Regions from separate parts of the Homo sapiens genome. Here region 1 is linked to region 2. A link is an interaction called in ENCODE POLR2A ChIA-PET data of the cell type or tissue named here. Cell type or tissue: GM12878. All regions are shown on one strand. Links, peaks and the distances in the headings refer to the core of each region. The heading gives the core; the rest is flanking DNA.

Region 1 (4,388 bases), core at 232-4,231, 370 kb after region 2:
ATTCCTGCGGATGGAGTCATCAGTCTCTTGCATGGTGGTGCTGACAGGATCGCTCACCTCCAGGCTCTCAGCAGTGATCCTGTGACGCAAGGGCTGGCCCTGCACTGGGGTTGATCTTCCCACTTCCAGGCCCCCTTTTCAGGCCTCCTGGGAACCAGCCACCCCCAGCCCCCCACTCCTGTTGAACCCCAGCCATAATCCCAACCCTGATCTTCCTCTCTGGATTTCAAAGCTTCATCCATGCTGAGCTGCAAGGGGAATGGACAGAACTGGAAACTGGGGCAGACTGGAGTTGCCAGCCTAGGCTGGGCTGTGAGCTCCATAGAGCAGATGCCGGGCCATCCTGCCCCGGCTCTAAGCCCAGCCCCAGGCCAGGGCCGGCACCTGGTAGGCTCTTCATGAGTGCTTCCTGAATGAATGCTGCAGAATGAAAATCCACCCAGAGGAGGCCAGGCCTGAACTGGGCCCGGAAGGATCTGAGTGGATTGAAGTATGTGGAGGAGGGTCAGGAAGCAAAAACATTCCAGAATGAGGGCATGGGGGCTTCCCATCAAAAATGAAGGCACAGAGGTAGGAAGAGTGGGATGTGTGCAGAGGACCAGAAGGAGGTTGGCTCAGTGGAGGCTGAGAGAGGATGCTGGGAAACACAGGCAGTCATAAGGTAGGGCCCGATGGTGGGGGCCTGAGGCCCAGCAAGGGGCTGAGCTCTGATGCTCCGGGCAATGGGAGCCATGCTGGGTTCCTGAGTGGGAAAGACACAGGATGAAAGTGATATTCCAGAGTCATCAGCCCAGCTGGCTGGGCTGACAGGTGCCAGGGGAGGAGTGGGTGTGGGGTCAGGGGTGGTGGCACAAGAAACTTGGGCTGGGTAGGCACCTAGGAGGCTACCGAGTCACCTGGGCATGGGGTCATGGGACCGTCCACCATGGTGGGAAATGAAGACATTAGGAGAGGCGTGTGGAGATATATACAAAAAGATTGCTGCAGCATCATTTGTATCAGCAAAAAAACAGAAACAAGGAAAAGGAAGAGCCCCTATGTCCAACAGTAGGAAAATGGATAAACAGGCAGCCGCATATTGATACGACGGAACACAGCAGGGAGAATGAGTGGCGTACATCTGCATGCCTCGACATCAACAAATCTCAAAAACGAAGAAAGGAAAAAAACAAGGTTTAGCAGGGTCTAGGCTGCGCTGTTCAATGTGGTAGCCACTAGCTACACACGGCTATTTAAACTTCAACTAAAATTCAAAATGCAATTCTTCAGTCACACTAGCTGCATTTCAAGTGCTCAAAAGCCATGTGCCGTCTGTGGCTGCTGTATTGGACGGCAGACAGAGAACATTTCCAGCATCACAGAGAGTTCTGTTGGACAACACTGATGTTTTGAAACACGTAAAACAACATTACCTATTGTGTATGGATACAGAAGAGGCTCACAGGGTTTCCATGAACAGGTGTCGCCTCAGTTGGCGGCGGAGCTGACAGCGGGATGGTGTTGAGGGGTGGTCAGGGTGGTGGGAACAGGGGAGGCAAGGCTGTAGCTCCGAATACAAAAGGGCAGAGGCAGGGAGCCGCTCGACAATCCAGGAAGTGCCAGGGACTGCGATGGGGATGGGAGACACTTCTAGTCTCTGTGAGGATCCCAGACATAAGCCCTGTAATGACAGCAAAGACTAGCCTTTAGGTGGGGCCATTCCCAAATTGTCCACCTCATGATGACTTCCCAACAAGGCTGGGCAAAAGGAGTCTTGGAAAGGGTCAGACCTGCCCAGGTGGTTGGTCCATGACAAGCTGCAGACCTCACATCTAGGACTTGCCTCAAACAAAGTGAGGGCTAAGGAGAAGGGCAGAGAAGCAGAAGCAGAGAAACCAGAGGAGGAGCAATACCACAATTCAGGTCGAGACCACAGAAGCAATTCAGGAGAGAGGGAGAAGAAAAGGAGGCGGGGTGGGCGCAGCTGTCTCAGAAATACAGGTGTGAGGCCGGGCATGGTGGCTCACATCTGTAATCCCAGCACCCTTGGGAGCCCAAGGCAGGAGAATCACTTGAGCCCAGGAGTTCCAGATCAGCCTGCAAAACCCCATCTCTTCAAAAAATACAAAAATTAGTTGGGTGTGGTACACACCTGTAGTCCCAGCCATTTGGGAAGCTCAGGCAGGAGAATTGCTTGAGCTGGGGAGGACAAGGCTGCAGTGAGCTGAGACTGCACGGAAGCACTCCAGCCCAGGTGACAGAGCAAAACCCTGCCAAAAGAGCAAAGAAAGAAAGAACAAACCACTCTCACTCTCACTCTCACTCTGCCTCTCCCTCTCCCCACGGTCTCCCTCTCCCTCTCTTTCCACGGTCTCCCTCTGATGCCGAGCCGAAGCTGGACTGTACTGCCGCCATCTCTGCTCACTGCAACCTCCCTGCCTGATTCTCCTGCCTCAGCCTGCCGAGTGCCTGCAATTGCAGGCGCGCGCCGCCACGCCTGACTGGTTTTAGTATTTCTTTGGTGGAGACGGGGTTTCACTGTGTTGGCCGGGCTAGTCTCCAGCTCCTAACCGCGAGTGATCTGCCAGCCTCGGCCTCCCGAGGTGCCGGGATTGCAGATGGAGTCTCATTCACTCAGTGCTCAATGTTGCCCAGGCTGGAGTGCAGTGGCGTGATCTCAGCTCGCTACAACCTCCACTTCCCAGCTGCCTGCCTTGGCCCCCCAAAGTGCCGAGATTGCAGCCTCTGCCCGGCTGCCACCCCGTCTGGGAAGTGAGGAGCATCTCTGCCTGGCCACCCATCGTCTGGGATGTGAGGAGCCCCTCTGCCTGGCTGCCCAGTCTGGGAAGTGAGGAGCGCCTCTTCCCAGCCGCCATCCCGTCTAGGAAGTGAGGAGCGTCTCTGCCCGGCCGCCCATTGTCTGAGATGTGGGGAGCGCCTCTGCCCCGCCGCCCAGTCTGGGATGTGAGGAGCGCCTCTGCCCAGCCACGACCCCGTCTGGGAGGTGAGGAGCGTCTCTGCCCGGCAGCCGCCCCGTCTGAGAAGTGAGGAGCCCCTCCGCCCGGCAGCCGCCCCGTCTGGGAAGTGAGGAGCGTCTCCGCCCGGCCAGCCGCCCCGTCCGGGAGGGAGGTGGGGGGCAGCCACCGCCCGGCCAGCCGCCCCGTCCGGGAGGTGGGGGGCGCCTCCGCCCGGCCGCCGCCCCATCCGGGAGGTGGGGGGCGCCTCTGCCCGGCCGCCCCTTCTGGGAAGTGAGGAGCCCCTCTGCCCCGCCGCCACCCCTTCTGGGAGGTGTACCCAACAGCTCATTGAGAACGGGCCATGATGACAATGGTGGTTTTGTCGAATAGAAAAGGGGGAAATGTGGGGAAAAGAAAGAGAGATCAGGTTGTTACTGTGTCTGTGTAGAAAGAAGTAGACATGGGAGACTCCATTTTGTTCTGTACTAAGAAAAATTCTTCTGCCTTGGGATGCTGTTGATCTATGACCTTACCCCCAACCCGGTGCTCTCTGAAACATGTGCTGTGTCCACTCAGGGTTAAATGGATTAAGGGCGGTGCAAGATGTGCTTTGTTAAACAGATGCTTGAAGGCAGCATGCTCGTTAAGAGTCATCACCACTCCCTAATCTCAAGTACCCAGGGACACAAACACTGCGGAAGACCCCAGGGTCCTCTGCCTAGGAAAACCAGAGACCTTTGTTCACTTGTTTATCTGCTGACCTTCCCTCCACTATTGTCCTATGACCCTGCCAAATCCCCCTCTGCGAGAAACACCCAAGAATGATCAATTAAAAAAAGAAAAAAAAGAAAAAGAAAAAACACCCTAGAGAAAGAACATAGCACTAGTCCCAGCATGGTGACTCATGCCTGTAATCCCACACTTTGGGAGGCTGAGGCAGGAGGGTAACTTGAGCCCAGAAGTTCAAGACCAGCCTGGGCAACATAGCAAAACCCCATCTCTATAATTTTTTTTTAAAAAATTAGCTGGGCATAATGATGAATGTCTCTAATCCTGCCTAACTGGGAGGCTGAGCCCAGGAGTTGAAGGCTGCAGTGAGCCATGATCACACCCCTGTACTCTAGCCTGGGTAACAGAGTGAAATCTCGTCTCAAAAACAAAATGAAACACAAACCACATAGCACCTTTGGCTACAGAGGATTCTATCAGATACAATACCACCGAAATAAGCAGGCAATAAAAAATTATAAAACACAAAAGGATATCCTCTAGTATGAGAATTAATAGACACAATAGGATGGCTAAAACCAAGAATTTCAGATAAAACAAAATCTAAAAAAACAATATAAAAGTAAGCCTAGGACAATTTAAAAATAAAGAGAACTGTTTAAAACTAGAGAGAAAGACTTTGAAAAAAATATTTAAAGTTACTAAAGGTATGCCTAGAAACAA
Region 2 (4,388 bases), core at 219-4,218:
GTGATCCACCTACCTCAGCCTCCCAAAGTGTGGGGATTACAGATATGAGCCACCACTCCTGGCCTGGACCTTTTTCAGTGCACATTTTTTTAACCCAAATAAAATCATAAGCTTTGTACTATTTTGTAACCTTTCTTTTTTGGTCAACAAACTCTCTCTTTTCACTCTTGTAAACTTTCACTTTGTGTAATATCTATACCATATTCAAATTTCCCCCAAAATGTCCTTTATTAGTAGTAGTAGTAGTATTTTGTTTGTTTTTTGTTTTGTTTTGTTTTGTTTTGTTTTGTTGTTTGAGACGGAGTCTCGCTCTGTCGCTCAGGCTGGTTGGAGTGCAGTAGCGCAATGTTGGCTCACTGCAAGCTCTGCCTCCCAGGTTCACGCCATTCTCCTGCCTCAGCCTCCTGAGTAGCTGGGACTACAGGCGCCCGCCACCACACCAGGCTATTTTTTTTTCTTTTTTAGTAGAGACGGCATCTCACCACGTTAGCCAGGATGATCTCGATCTCCTGATCTTGTGATCAGCCCGCCTTGGCCTCCCAAAGTTGGGGGGATTACAGGCGTGAGCCACCGTGCCCGGCCCCAAAATGTCCTTTAGATCAAATCTGTTGAAATCAGTTTTTGTTGTTGTTGTTGAGACGGAGTCTCTCTGTTGCCCAGGCTGGAGTGCAGTGGCACAATCTTGGCTCACTGCAACCATCGCCGCCCGGGTTCAAGCAAGTCTCCTGCCTCAGCCTCCCGAGTAGCTGGGGCTACAGGCTTGCGCCACCATGCCCAGCTAATTTTGGTATCTTTAGTAGAGACAAGGTTTCACCATGTCGGCCAGGCTGGTCTGGAACTCCTGACCTCAGGTGATCCGTTCACCTCAGCCTCCTAAAGTGCCAGAATTACAGGCATGAGCTACTGCGCCCGACCTGAAACCAGTATTGATGCAGGACTACTCGTTGATCTGATTGTCATGGCCTTTAGTCTCTTCCAATCCTTTTGTCATGATATTGACTTTCCAAAAGACCAGGCCAGCTGCCCTGCAAAATAATGTTTCACCTTCTGGATTTGTCTGTCTGCTTACTTGTGACAAATATTTATTTTATACCCTATGTTTACTGAAAATTAAACGTTATGGGCCATGCGTGATGGCTCACGCCTGTAATCCCAGCACTTTGGGAGGCCGAGGTGGGCAGATCACAAGGTCAGGAGTTCAAGACCAGCCTGGCCAAGATGGTGAAACCCCGTCTCTACTAAAAATACAAAAAAAATTAGCCGGGCATGGTGGCAGGTGCCTGTAATCCCAGCTACTCAGGAGGCTAAGGCAGAGAATTTCTTGAACCTGAGAGATGGAGGTTGCAGTGAGCCGAGATGGTGCCACTGCACTCCAGCCTGGGCGAGAGAGCGAGACTCCGTCTCAAAAAAAAAAAAAAAAAGAAAATTAAAGGTTATATCTAAAGGTAAAAGAGATTCAATTTAAACATTATGGCTAGACTGTAGTCTCAGTGGTGTTGTCTATTCATATATATCATCAGAAGATACCTAATGTCTAGACTCGCAGGGGTGTCCAAACTTTTGGCTTCCCTGGGCCACACTGGAATTAGAAGAATTGTCTTGGGCCACACAAAAAATACCCTAATGATAGCTGATGAGCTAAAATAAAAATCACACACAAAAATATCTCATAATGTTTTAAGAAAGTTTTCAAGTTTGGGTCGCATTCAAAGCCATTCTGGGCAGGTTGCATAAACTTGGTCTAGAGCCATTACTGATGCTACAATTGAACTGCACTTAGGGGAACAATAGTGTGTTTCCCACTATACAGTTGCATCCACTTCACCCTCAATTTGAAAGTAGAAGTGAAACAATGTGGTATTAACTGGCACTGTTTGTATGTCTAGTTCTCTATTAACCATTCATTTATTTTATTTTGTTTTATTTTATTTTTTTTGACAGACCAGTTCTCGCTTTATTGCCCAGGCTTGACTTGAACTCCCAGGCTCAAGTGATCCTCCTGAGTAACTAGAACCACAGGCATGTATCATTGCCCAGCTTCATTTAATTTTTAGCAGCTTTATTGTAGTATAATTGACACACACCAGCCTGGGTAACATAGTGAGACCCCCATCTCTCTCTTTTTTTTTTTTTTGAGATGGAGTTTTGCTCTTGTTGCCCAGGCTGGAGTGCAATGGCGCAATCTCGGCTCACCACAACCTCTGCCTCCCAGGTTCAAGTGATTCTCCTGCCTCAGCCTCCCGAGTAGCTGGGATTACAGGCACCCGCCACCACGCCCGGCTAATTTTGTATTTTAAGTACAGACAGGGTTTCTCCATGTTGGTCAGGCTAGTCTCGAACTCGCGACCTCAGGTGATCCACCCGCCTCAGCCTCCCAAAGTGCTGGGATTACAGGTGTGAGCCACTGCGCCCGGCCGAGACCCCCATCTCTAAATTAGCCAGGTGTGATGGTGCATGGCTGTAGTCCCAGCTACTCAGGAGGCTGAGGGAGGATCGCCTGAGCCCAGGAGTTTGAGGCTGCAATAAGCTGTGATCGTGCCACTGCACTCCAGCCTGGGTGACAGCAAGACCCTGTCTTAAAAATAATACTATAATAATAATAATAACTGACATATAAAGAATGGCACATTTTAAAAGGGTACTGTATTCATAATTTTATATTGCTGATGTAACAAATTATCACAAACAGTGGTTTAAAACAGTACAAATTTATTATCTTACAGTTCTATAGGATTAGAAGTTCAACACGGATCTTATTGGGTTCAAATCAAGGTGTCAGCAGGGCTGCATTTCTATGCTGAGGCTCTGAGGCAGAATGTATTTCTTGCTTTTTCTTGCTCTTAGAGGTTGCCCACATTCCTTGGCTCATGGCCCCTTCCTCCATCTTAAAAGTCAGCAATGTTGCATCTCTCTGACTCTTCCTTTTTTTTTTTTTTTGAGACAGGGTCTCACTGTTGCCCTGGCTGGAATGCAGTAGCACAATCACAGCTCACTGCAGCCTTGACCTCCTGGGCTCAAGCAATCCTCCCACCTCAACTTCCTGAGTAGCTGGGACTACAGGTGTGTGCCATCATGCCTGGCTAATTTTTGTATTTTTTGTAGAAATGGGGCTTCACCATGTTGCCCAGACTGGTCTCAAACTTCTGAGCTCAAGTGATCCACTAGCCTCAGCCTCCCAAAGTGATGGGGTTATAGGCATGAGTCACCACAAATGGCTTTCAACTCTGTTTTTGAAGCCTTTCAACTAATTGAATCAGACCCACTCAGACAATTGGATAATCTTTCTTACTGAAAGTCGACTGATTATGGAATTTACAGCTACAAAAGACTGTCACAGCAACACCTAGATTAATTTGGCTGAATAACTGGCACTATAGCCTAGCTAAATTGACACTTCAAAAGGACGATCACAGGTACAATTTGATAAGTTTTGACATACAGGCATGCACTGCGTGACAACATTTCAGTCAAAGACAGGCCACATATAAGATGGTGGTCTGGACGGGTGTGATGGCCCACGCCTGTGATCCCAGCACTTTGGGAGGCCGAGGCGGATGATTTACCTGAGGTCAGGAATTCAAGACCAGCCTGGCCAACATGGTGAAACTCCATCTCCACTAAAAATACAAAAAAATTAGACGGGCATGGTGGCACATACCTGTAATCCCAGCTACTCCAGAGGTTGAGGCAGGAGAATCACTTGAATCCAGGAGGCGGAGGTTGGAGTGAGCCGAGATTGCACCACTGCACTGTAGCCTAGGTGACACAGTGAGACTCTGTCTCAAAAAAAAAAAAAAAAACCACACACACACACAAACACACAAAAGATGGTTGGGCGTGGTGGCTCATGCCTGTAATCCCAGCCCTTTGGGAGGCCGAGGCCGGTGGGTCACCTGAGGTCAGGAGTTCAAGACCAGCCTGGCCAATATGGCGAAACCCCGTCTCTACTAAAAATGCAAAAATTAGCCGGGCATGATAGCAGGCACCTATAATCCCAGCTACTTCAGAGGCTGAGGCAGGAGAATCATTTGAACCTGGGAGGGGGAGGTTGCAGTGAGCTGAGATCATGCCACTTCACTTAAGCCTGAGCAAAAGAGCAAAGGTCCATCTCAAAAAAAAAAAAAAAAGATGGTGGTTTCTCCCATGAGGTTATAAAGGAGTTGAAAAATTCCTATCACCTAGTGATGTCATGGTCATTGCAATGTTGTAGCACAATGCCTTACTCATGTGTTTGTGTGATGCTGGTGTAAACAAACCTACTTATAAAAGTAGCATGCCTGGCGCTATGGCTCATTCCTGTAATTCCAGCACTTTGAGAGACCGAGGCAGGAGAATGGCTTGAGTCTAGGAGTTTGAGACCAGCCTGGGCAACACAGGGAGACCCCATC

What was found. ChIA-PET counts read pairs that join two places held together with the same protein. Peaks named below come from ENCODE experiments on the same cell type or tissue, not always from the same donor. Only the 100,000 strongest peaks of a DNase experiment are listed, where the experiment ranks them.
Region 1: POLR2A ChIA-PET joins it to region 2 with 5 read pairs; 3 of 35 experiments call an interaction of 5 or more read pairs at or near these places.

What each region holds. Positions count from the first base shown.
Region 1 is chr6:36,938,704-36,943,091 of GRCh38, forward strand. No RefSeq gene overlaps it. Among named protein-coding and RNA genes, the nearest start is that of PI16, 14 kb to the right of the region's middle. RefSeq lists a silencer at 1,095-1,685. In GM12878, for the core only: no CTCF peak of the experiment used is centred there; no DNase peak of the experiment used is centred there.
Region 2 is chr6:36,568,650-36,573,037 of GRCh38, forward strand. No RefSeq gene overlaps it. Among named protein-coding and RNA genes, the nearest start is that of STK38, 23 kb to the left of the region's middle. RefSeq lists a silencer at 3,109-3,309. In GM12878, for the core only: no CTCF peak of the experiment used is centred there; a DNase peak (open chromatin) is centred at 1,834.